2 separate regions of the Homo sapiens genome follow, and region 1 is linked to region 2. A link is an interaction called in ENCODE POLR2A ChIA-PET data of the cell type or tissue named here. Cell type or tissue: MCF 10A. All regions are shown on one strand. Each heading gives the region's core, and the rest is flanking DNA. Links, peaks and the distances in the headings are about the cores only.

What was found. ChIA-PET counts read pairs that join two places held together with the same protein. Peaks named below come from ENCODE experiments on the same cell type or tissue, not always from the same donor. Only the 100,000 strongest peaks of a DNase experiment are listed, where the experiment ranks them.
Region 1: POLR2A ChIA-PET joins it to region 2 with 7 read pairs; 1 of 35 experiments calls an interaction of 5 or more read pairs at or near these places.

The regions. Positions count from the first base shown.
Region 1 is chr16:76,909,139-76,913,551 of GRCh38, forward strand. It overlaps the pseudogene LOC100128497. Among named protein-coding and RNA genes, the nearest start is that of MIR4719, 42 kb to the left of the region's middle. In MCF 10A, for the core only: no CTCF peak of the experiment used is centred there; a DNase peak (open chromatin) is centred at 1,973.
Region 2 is chr16:76,778,694-76,783,106 of GRCh38, forward strand. No RefSeq gene overlaps it. Among named protein-coding and RNA genes, the nearest start is that of MIR4719, 88 kb to the right of the region's middle. In MCF 10A, for the core only: no CTCF peak of the experiment used is centred there; a DNase peak (open chromatin) is centred at 2,048.

The DNA.
Region 1 (4,413 bases), core at 150-4,149, 130 kb after region 2:
AGGTCAGGGACTCACATCAGAAGTAAGTTGTGCATTGAATACTTTCAAATGAAGATCCTTACTAACTTGCAAAAAAAAAATACTTAAACATAATTTGGGCTCTCCAGAGAGAGGAGCTATATTTTAAGCTAAAAGAAAATAGCTCTTGGTGAATAGCTTAAAAAGTTAGTTTGTACTTTATTTATTAAACATTTTAAGCCGTTATTGAGAATCTTTTCTAGGTATAGAAATCTTTTCTAACACACAGAAAATTATTTATTATTCTACATGTTAGGGATTGCATGAGCTATCTATTGATGTTTTCTAAAAAATTCCCCCAAATTAGCAGCTTAAAACATTACAAATTAACACAGTTTATAAAAATCAAGAATCCAGTAGCAGTTTAGCTGTTTAGCTGGGTTGTTCTAGTTCTGGCTCTCCCATGAGGTTGCCATCAAGGTGGTGGCCAGAACTGTGGTCATCTGAAGCCTCGATTAGGGTTTGGGGATCTGCTACCAAGGTCATTCATATGGCTTAGCTGGAGTCCTCAGTTCCTCACTATGTAGACCCTACTTATAGGGCTACCCATGTCATGGTAGCTGACTCTCCCCTGAGCAAGTGATCCAGGAGAGAACAAGCAAACAACCAAGATAGAAGGTGCAATGTTTTGTAACTTAATATCAGAAGTGACATACCAGCTGGGCTCGGTGGCTCACACCTATAATCCCAGCACTTTGAGAGGCCGAGGTGGGCAGATCATGAGGTCAGGAGATCGAGGCCATCCTGGCTAACACGGTGAAACCCCATCTGTACTAAAAATACAAAAAATTAGCCGGGCGTGGTGGCGGGTTCCTGTGGTCCCAGCTACTCAGGAGGCTGAGGCAGGAGAATGGCGTGAACCCGGGAGGTGGAGCTTGCAGTGAGCGGAGATCGCACCACTGCACTCCAGCCTGGGTGACAGAGCGAGACTCTGCCTCACAAAAATAATAATAAATAATAAATAGCGAACTACTGTGTGAACAACTACTGCGTGAAGATATGTTAGAACACTCCTGGAAGAACTCAGAAACAAAGAGCCTGAGGGATAGGAAGACATGAAGGAAAAATGGTTAAAAAATAAATAAAACATTTTGAAAGGAGGGCAAACAAATAACTGGAAACATGCTTTTGATGAAAACTCTTATTTATCCACAATATTGACCCATCTTGCATGCCTTTCGCCTCAGTACTCTAGTAAATGCTTTACCTAATTTGAGACATTTCATGGTACAGCTCTTCATATCAACATTCTTGACACATATATGTTGCGCTATATTCATAATATTTTGTTTCTACTTATTTCGTCTTCTTTTCAAAGTATAGAGCTCCAAATTAGAAACCCATTCCATCTCTGCTACATTATCAATTCCTGAATCCTGCTTCTCATACGATTTTATCATCGAGCATGTAATACATTATATCATGATACATTAATAAGTCCAGGATTTATTTTCTAATCCATTGATGTTCAACATAATCATGTTAAAAAATTAAACATGAATCGAGATCTAAACCTGTTTCCACTCCTTAATCTTAGTCCATATCATTTCATAGTCATCACCACATTCTTCAGCATGTCAGTCCTGTCACAATACTTACTTTTCCATGGTCTGAAATCATATTTTTTCAGGATAAAAGGAAATATCTATTTGTTTGTACTAAATAATATAATATTTTATTCAATAATTTGTATTGAATAATGGAAAAATACTAATTAGTGATGAAGAAATATAATTTCCATACCCATCCATGTTTTGTATAAATTTCAAAAACCTTACTATAAATTACAAGGCTCTACATAATCCAAATGACATTCTCCAACTGCAGTTCTCCCTCTCTCTCAGCACACTGGCCCTTGTCCATATTTAGGCTAAGCTTTGGTTATCTCCAGATTTATGCTCATGGTATTTCCTTGCCCTAGAATGATATTGCCCAATTTTCACATGGTGGTTTAGTCATCTCACTGAGTCCTAGTTTAAATACCAACCCACTTGGGGGAATTTCCAGGACCACACTTTCTGAATAGAAGCGCGGTTTATGACTGTAATCCAGCACTTTGGAAGGCTGAGTCGGGAGAATTGCTGGAGGACAGAAGTTTGACCCCAGCCCCTGACCAAGATAGCTAGACCCCATCTCTACAAAAAAGAAAAAGTAGCCAGGCCTGTTGGTGCATGCCTGTGGTCCCAGCTACGTGGGAGGCTGAGGTGGGAGGATCGCTTGAGCTTGGGAGCTCAAGGCTGCAGTGAGCTGTGCTTGCAACACTGCACTGCAGCCTGAGAGACAGAGCAAGACCCTATCAAAAAAACCTCATCAAATATAATTGTACTGTAATATAAATTTTAAATTTGTATTTATTTACTTGTTTATTAACTGACTGCTAGATTTAATTTTGAGCTCAGGGCAGTGGTTATATGTACTTTATTCACTTACTTGTTACCAGAAAAATACAGTGCCTAGAACATGAAAGGCATTCAGAAATATTTTTGAATAAATGAATTCATAAACATCTCATTAATCAAAACCAGTTTTTTACTAAAATCCTTTATAAAATTTCACTCTCCATTCTTACTTTTCCTGAGCAAACATTTAATTTTTATGGAATTTTTGTGTCATCATTCACCCAAATGATCAGCCTGTGCAAAGCACATTTTAGGGAATGAAGTCAAAGCCTTTCCCAGGATGGGACTCATCACATTTGCTTTCAGTGGACATGCAGGGGAAAAACATGTCATCGTGTTATCATCAGGTCTCATACGGCAAATAGCCGCCACATGAAATAAGGCAATTTCCTGAAACTGAAATGCAAAAGAGCACTAAGAAAATGTCTCTTTTAAAGAAATCAGAGTGAAACTGCCAGGTAAACATCTATCTCCATAGACAACTACATGCTGGAGATACTTCTTGTTTTTATTAAATCATATAGGAAAGGCTGTAAAGAATTGCAAGTAGGCTAAAAAGTTGCATAGCTATACAGGAAAAGTGATTAGACGGAAAAAGTGGTCTTGTTTTTCTCTCCTCTCATTTTCACTGTTCACCTTTTTCCGCTTTCCTTTCGTGTGCACTGAGCACAGAATCTCTTCTTACTATTGTCTTCGGTGGATTATGTTTGTGATGATTGCTTGCCTGCACACACATAGCCATTCTTGTGCATTTATAGGAAAAACTAGTGAACTGTGATTATTCTTTTCTTTCTCTCAGGACATTGTAAACTGCTAGGAGAAGCTGAGTGAATATTATCAAATGCCTTAACAAGTAAGTGTGACAATTCTGATTATATAGTCAAAATGCTATTTGAAGCTATTTTATATAATATTCTTCTAAATATAGGAAAGAAATTCAGGTATTCTGGCATCAATAGTCCATAAAAACAGATTCTGGAAAAATAAATAAGTTGATTTGATTCTAGGTCTGACAAACTTAGTTTCAGCCTAAGAATTCTGTTGGTTTTCTTCAGAGAAAAGCAGGAATCAGACTAGATATAACAAGTGATTACACTTATTATGTTTCATAGGTTTAGAGATTGAGCTTTAAATAGTAGATACCCATGGATAAGAATGAGAAAAAATGATAGCATGTAAATACCTAGAAGAACTTTTTATTTTAATCTTATACAAATATATAATACTGGGAAAAAAGTTGGACATAAACGCAGTTGTAAAAAGGACAGTGTATCTAAGAGAACTGTGGTAATTCAAACATTTATTTTGAATCTTAACAACATTGGTTTGTATTTATGCCATACTTGTGTTTAAAAGTAACATTGACATGTTCCTTTATATTATTGATAGACACATTTCTTTATTCCTGTGATGATACAGGGAACTAAATAATCTGGTTTGCTCAAATTGAGCATATTACCAGATCAATTATGCAATCCTCATGTTACAAATGTATGCATCTTGCATTCACTATTTACATAAGCAGGCCCAGGTAGACATACCTATCACACTGATGGTCTCAGATTTTCTTTAATTCTGGCACATGGAATAAGATGGGTAAATACAGTTTTAGACAACCCTACAAGTCACAGTCTGAATGTGATTTATGGGATGTGAATTGCTCTCCTGGAGTGACTAATGCGAAGAGCCAAAGGAATCCAAATTCTCCTCCAGGGGTTTGACTGAAATGCTGGCTCACAGATTCATCTTTTGCTGTTGACCTGATTGATTCCCATGTGTGATGTTTACCCAAGTGGTCTTCAGGGAAGTTTTTAGGGATTTTCTATTGGATGTTTCAAGCTTACATTTTCCTAAACAAGAAAAACAAAAATGTCATCTCTTTCCCCACTGTTGATTGTAAGTATAATTCCTAATTTTGGTGACTTGGTATTCTCCAAAGAAAGTACCCTGGTTCTCATCGTAGCATTACACTGTGGGAAAAACACCAGGTCTGAAG
Region 2 (4,413 bases), core at 99-4,098:
TGAGTCATCTTGGCTAATTTTGTGGCACCCACAGAATCTTTAGACTTCAATATGGTTGATATTTGTTTATTTAATATGAATTTATGGTCAATAATGATTACCTTTGCTCATAGGAAACATATGGGAGGTGGCCCCAATTATCATTTCATTCATTAGTTTTTTTGAAATATTTAACCAGGTCTGTTAACAATAGTTATTTTCTCCTCTACTGGGGTTTCCCAAGCCACTGAAAAAAAACTGTTACAGTGTGGTAAAATCTCGGTGTTTCTTCTACTCATGTCTGCTTACTTAGAATTCATCATGAGCTGGCATTAATTTTTTGAACTTCAGATTTAACTGGTAATTTTATTTATTAATTTAACTTAAAGTTCTGGGATACCTGTGCAGGAAGTGCAGGTTTGTTACATAGGTAAACGTGTGCCATGATGGTTTGCTGCACCTATCAACCCATCACCTAGGTATTAAGCCCCACGTGCATTAGCTATTTATCTTTAAATGATGGAATTAACTTTAGAAAATCTAGATGAATTTCAGTACATTGGAAAGAAAATATGTATGATTCACTGTCTCAAATTCAGACTATGTTCTCTGGCAGTAGTCAGTAGTATATTTTCATTTTTTAATATAAAAAGCCATCTCAAAAAATATTTTATCAAAAGTATCTCCTCCAAAAAATAATCCACCATACCCCAGAGTCTACCATCTTATCTCCTGTTGTGTTACACACTACTTCCAGATTCAGGGTTTCTTCAACTTGATTTTAGGAAGGTTGTTTTCACAGATCATGCATTCAAGTGATATCTTGAGCATTACTTGAAGTACATGACCCATCCATATACTAGGTTCATCCTTTAAGTCTATAGAGCTCACTAATATAGATCAGATACCTATACACTAGAATCCATGAACAGATGTAAATAAAACAGTTTTTTAAATATTTTTCTATTAATGCCTCCTAAGCATTTTCTGGATAATGAAGTCTATAATAAAAACAATCATTAGAAATTTATTTAAAAGAATATCTTTATAAATATGGCAGGAGGAAGATATTTATTTGAAGTCAGCAATCATTCTTACCAAACATTTCATTTAATTGAACACACTTTAAGAGCCAAACACAGAGATAAATACTAATTTTTCTTCTCAGCTATAAAATATTAAGACAGAAATGATGTAAAAGCTAACTTAAAAGTTTGCTGCAGATTATGTAGTTCAGGTCTCTAGTATTATTTTGGAGAATACATTTTTTCAGATATAATTAAAAATGCACAATGATTGAGATATAATTAGAAGTGATAATAAAACAAACCAGCAAATGTCATTTCTCCAGAAGCATATCATGGTAACGTGATCTAGAGAGTTCAGCTGATGGATAGATAGGCTGGTCTTAGTTTTTTTCTTCTATGGAAGAACAGAGAAGACTGTGCCTGGCTAAAGAAATATTGTTTAAATTTTTACATATTTTCTTTCTCTCTTTCATAGTACTGGATTCCCTAATATTCTTGTACCAGTTCAAATCCTTACAAAGCACTTTAAAATATTTGATATTCATAGTATAGCATTAATCTACAAAAATACATCAACGTGCCCATTGATACATTCATGTTTTTCTTGTTTGCTCTTTGTGATCACTTATAAATAGAACTTCATCATAAAATTATTGCCATACTATGCGTTCATCTATGTTAGAAATAGTTCATTTCAGTCACCCCATGTTCTTGGTCATAAAATGGAAGGATGGAAATATTGCCGATATAATACAGCTGAACCCATAATGGAGTCATGATGAAGATGTTAGTTACTTTACTATAATAACATGAGTTTATATGTATTTTCTAATTATTCTACACTTTTCCATTTTTACCAGATATATGATTGTATAGTTAATACTATATAATTTTTGATTGAGTGATTTTATCATCAAAGTATGCAAGGCTTTATTTATGGGCCTACTCAGATCTGTTCAGCTGGCCTGGCCTTGTCTTTTTATTTGTTTTGCAGCCAGAAGGGCCCAGGAACTATTTGTACAATTCTTGTGTTCTTAAATATGATCACATCCTAAACCACAGGTTGTGTAACCTTCCCCAGAGGCAAAGCCTGGACCCTGCCACAGCCTGCATTCTGTCCAACATCTCTCTCATGTTTTTCAACTTTCCAGACCTCTATGCTATATCTTCAGAATATCTTCAAATATTTTAACCTGTGTCAAATCTTTTTTTCTTTTTTCAACTCATCCATTTAGTTTCTAATTTCTGTGATATATTTCAAATACATTGTTCACTTCTAAGAAGTTCAATTTTTACCAAATATGCCTTATTTTAAGAAAACCATGATTTCCTAGAACTTATAATATACATTTATAACTAATCTAAGTACACCTTCAAATAACACTATACTGCTTCATGGGTAGTGGAGATAACATACAAAAGATGATTCTCAATTCTGCCCTCCCATCCCCTTTAACGTTGTTGTCATTCATTTCACTTATCCATATTAATCTATGAGATCAGTTAAGAATAAGATAAAATTTTATACTGCCTTCATGAATTCTTTCTCTATTGCTCTTCTTTTATTCACGTAGGCCTGAGTTTCTTCCTCCCCTGAAAAATTTCTTTTAATGTTATTTTGCATGGTAGTTCTGCTGGCAATGCATTCTCTTGATTTTAGTTTGTCTGAGAAAGTCTTTATTTCTCATTCACTCTTAAAGGATAATTTTGTTGGATATAAAATTCTAGGTTGGTGTATTTTGTTGTTTTTCCTTTGAACACTAAACATACTCAACTCTACTTTCTTCTTGCTTGCATGGTTTCTGATGAAAAGTCCACTCTAATTATTGTCCTTGTTCCACTGGAAGTAAGGCAATTTCTTCCTGACCATAGCTGCTTTTAGGATTTAATTTTTGTTTTGTGGTTTGCTGCAGTATGAATGTAGTATACCTAGGTTTAGATTTTTGGTATGTATCCGGCTCAGTCTTCTTGAGCTTCCTGGATCTTGGTTCAGTGTCTTAATTCCATTTGGAAATGTCTCAGCTATTATTACATCAAGTATTTCTTCTGTTCTAGTCTCTATTTCTGCTTCTGATGTTCCAGTCACTCATATATTACCCTCTTTGAAACTGTCCCACAGTTCTTGGATATTCTATTATAAGCATTTTTCCCATTTTTTCCTCCTTTTGCTTATTAGTTTAATATGTTTATATTGACAAATCTTCAAGCTCATTGATTCTTTTCTTGGCCATGCCTAGTCAAGTGAGGAGCCCATCAAAGTCATTTTTTATTTCCCTTACAGTGCTTTTATATTCTAGTATTTCCCTTTGATTCCTTCTTAGAGTTTCCATCTCTCTGTTTACATTATTCATCTATTCTTGCATATTGTATATTTTTCCATTAGTGTCCCATTTATAGTTCTAGAGATATCTCTTCCAGGTAACCTGGTCTTGTTGTAATTCTCTGTATTTGCTTTTATCTTGAGATTTTGAGGTGACTTTATCCTGCCACCTCAGTTCTCTCAAGTGTGCAACTCAGTTTTTTCATGTGTTTTCTTGTTGTAAAGACACAAGTAACAATTTCTGAGCTTCTTACGTTAGATTTATAAACATAACCTACTCTGCTGTATTTTTCTGATGTTTTGTTCTTCTGTCATGTTTTGATACACCTTTTAACATTCATAAATATTTTACTTCCAATAATTCCGTAATCTATAGTTCTTAGGTTCTAATGCTGTTGGTAGGTTTTCTGGAAACTTTTGCTAATGTGTCTTTTTTCCTTATGTGTCTTATAATTCTGAACTATAAGCCCATCCTTGGTGGGTCTATCTCGGAAAATCAACATCTTGGATTGATGAAGTATCTCTTCTTTTGCAAATATGTTATTACCTTTGCAAGGCAGCAGGTGCAGTATCAACCGTAGACAACTTTAAATTTATTTATCAGTCTGCGTTTTTCCTAATTATAATAGTAGTGTGAATTCAAACCCGTAAAGCATATGAGGGCATGCCTGTGCTTATAAATATTTAGGAGATTTCTTTTTCTAGCTTTAGCACAACCTGAACTATGCAGATTCCCTTGTTTGCTCCTAAAATGCAAGGGTAATATTAGAAATATCTACTAGGATGTCTCCAAGCATTTCAAATTCAACATGGCTAAATGTGAACTCTGTAACTTTTCCCTAAAGCCAACTTTTATTATAGCATTTCAGGTGTCAGGGATTATCAGTGCTACAACATTTCAGAGAAGAAAGACGCAATTTTAGGAAAAAATTTATGGAGGTTATGGGACTAAAGTTTTAAGGTAAGGGCATGTCTATGGGGATCTAAATGAGAACTGATATACTATAGAGCAGACCGATGGATACCACTGAAACCTCCAGGGTGGAATCACACATGGTGTGTTGAGGCCAGGGTGAGCTCAACTCT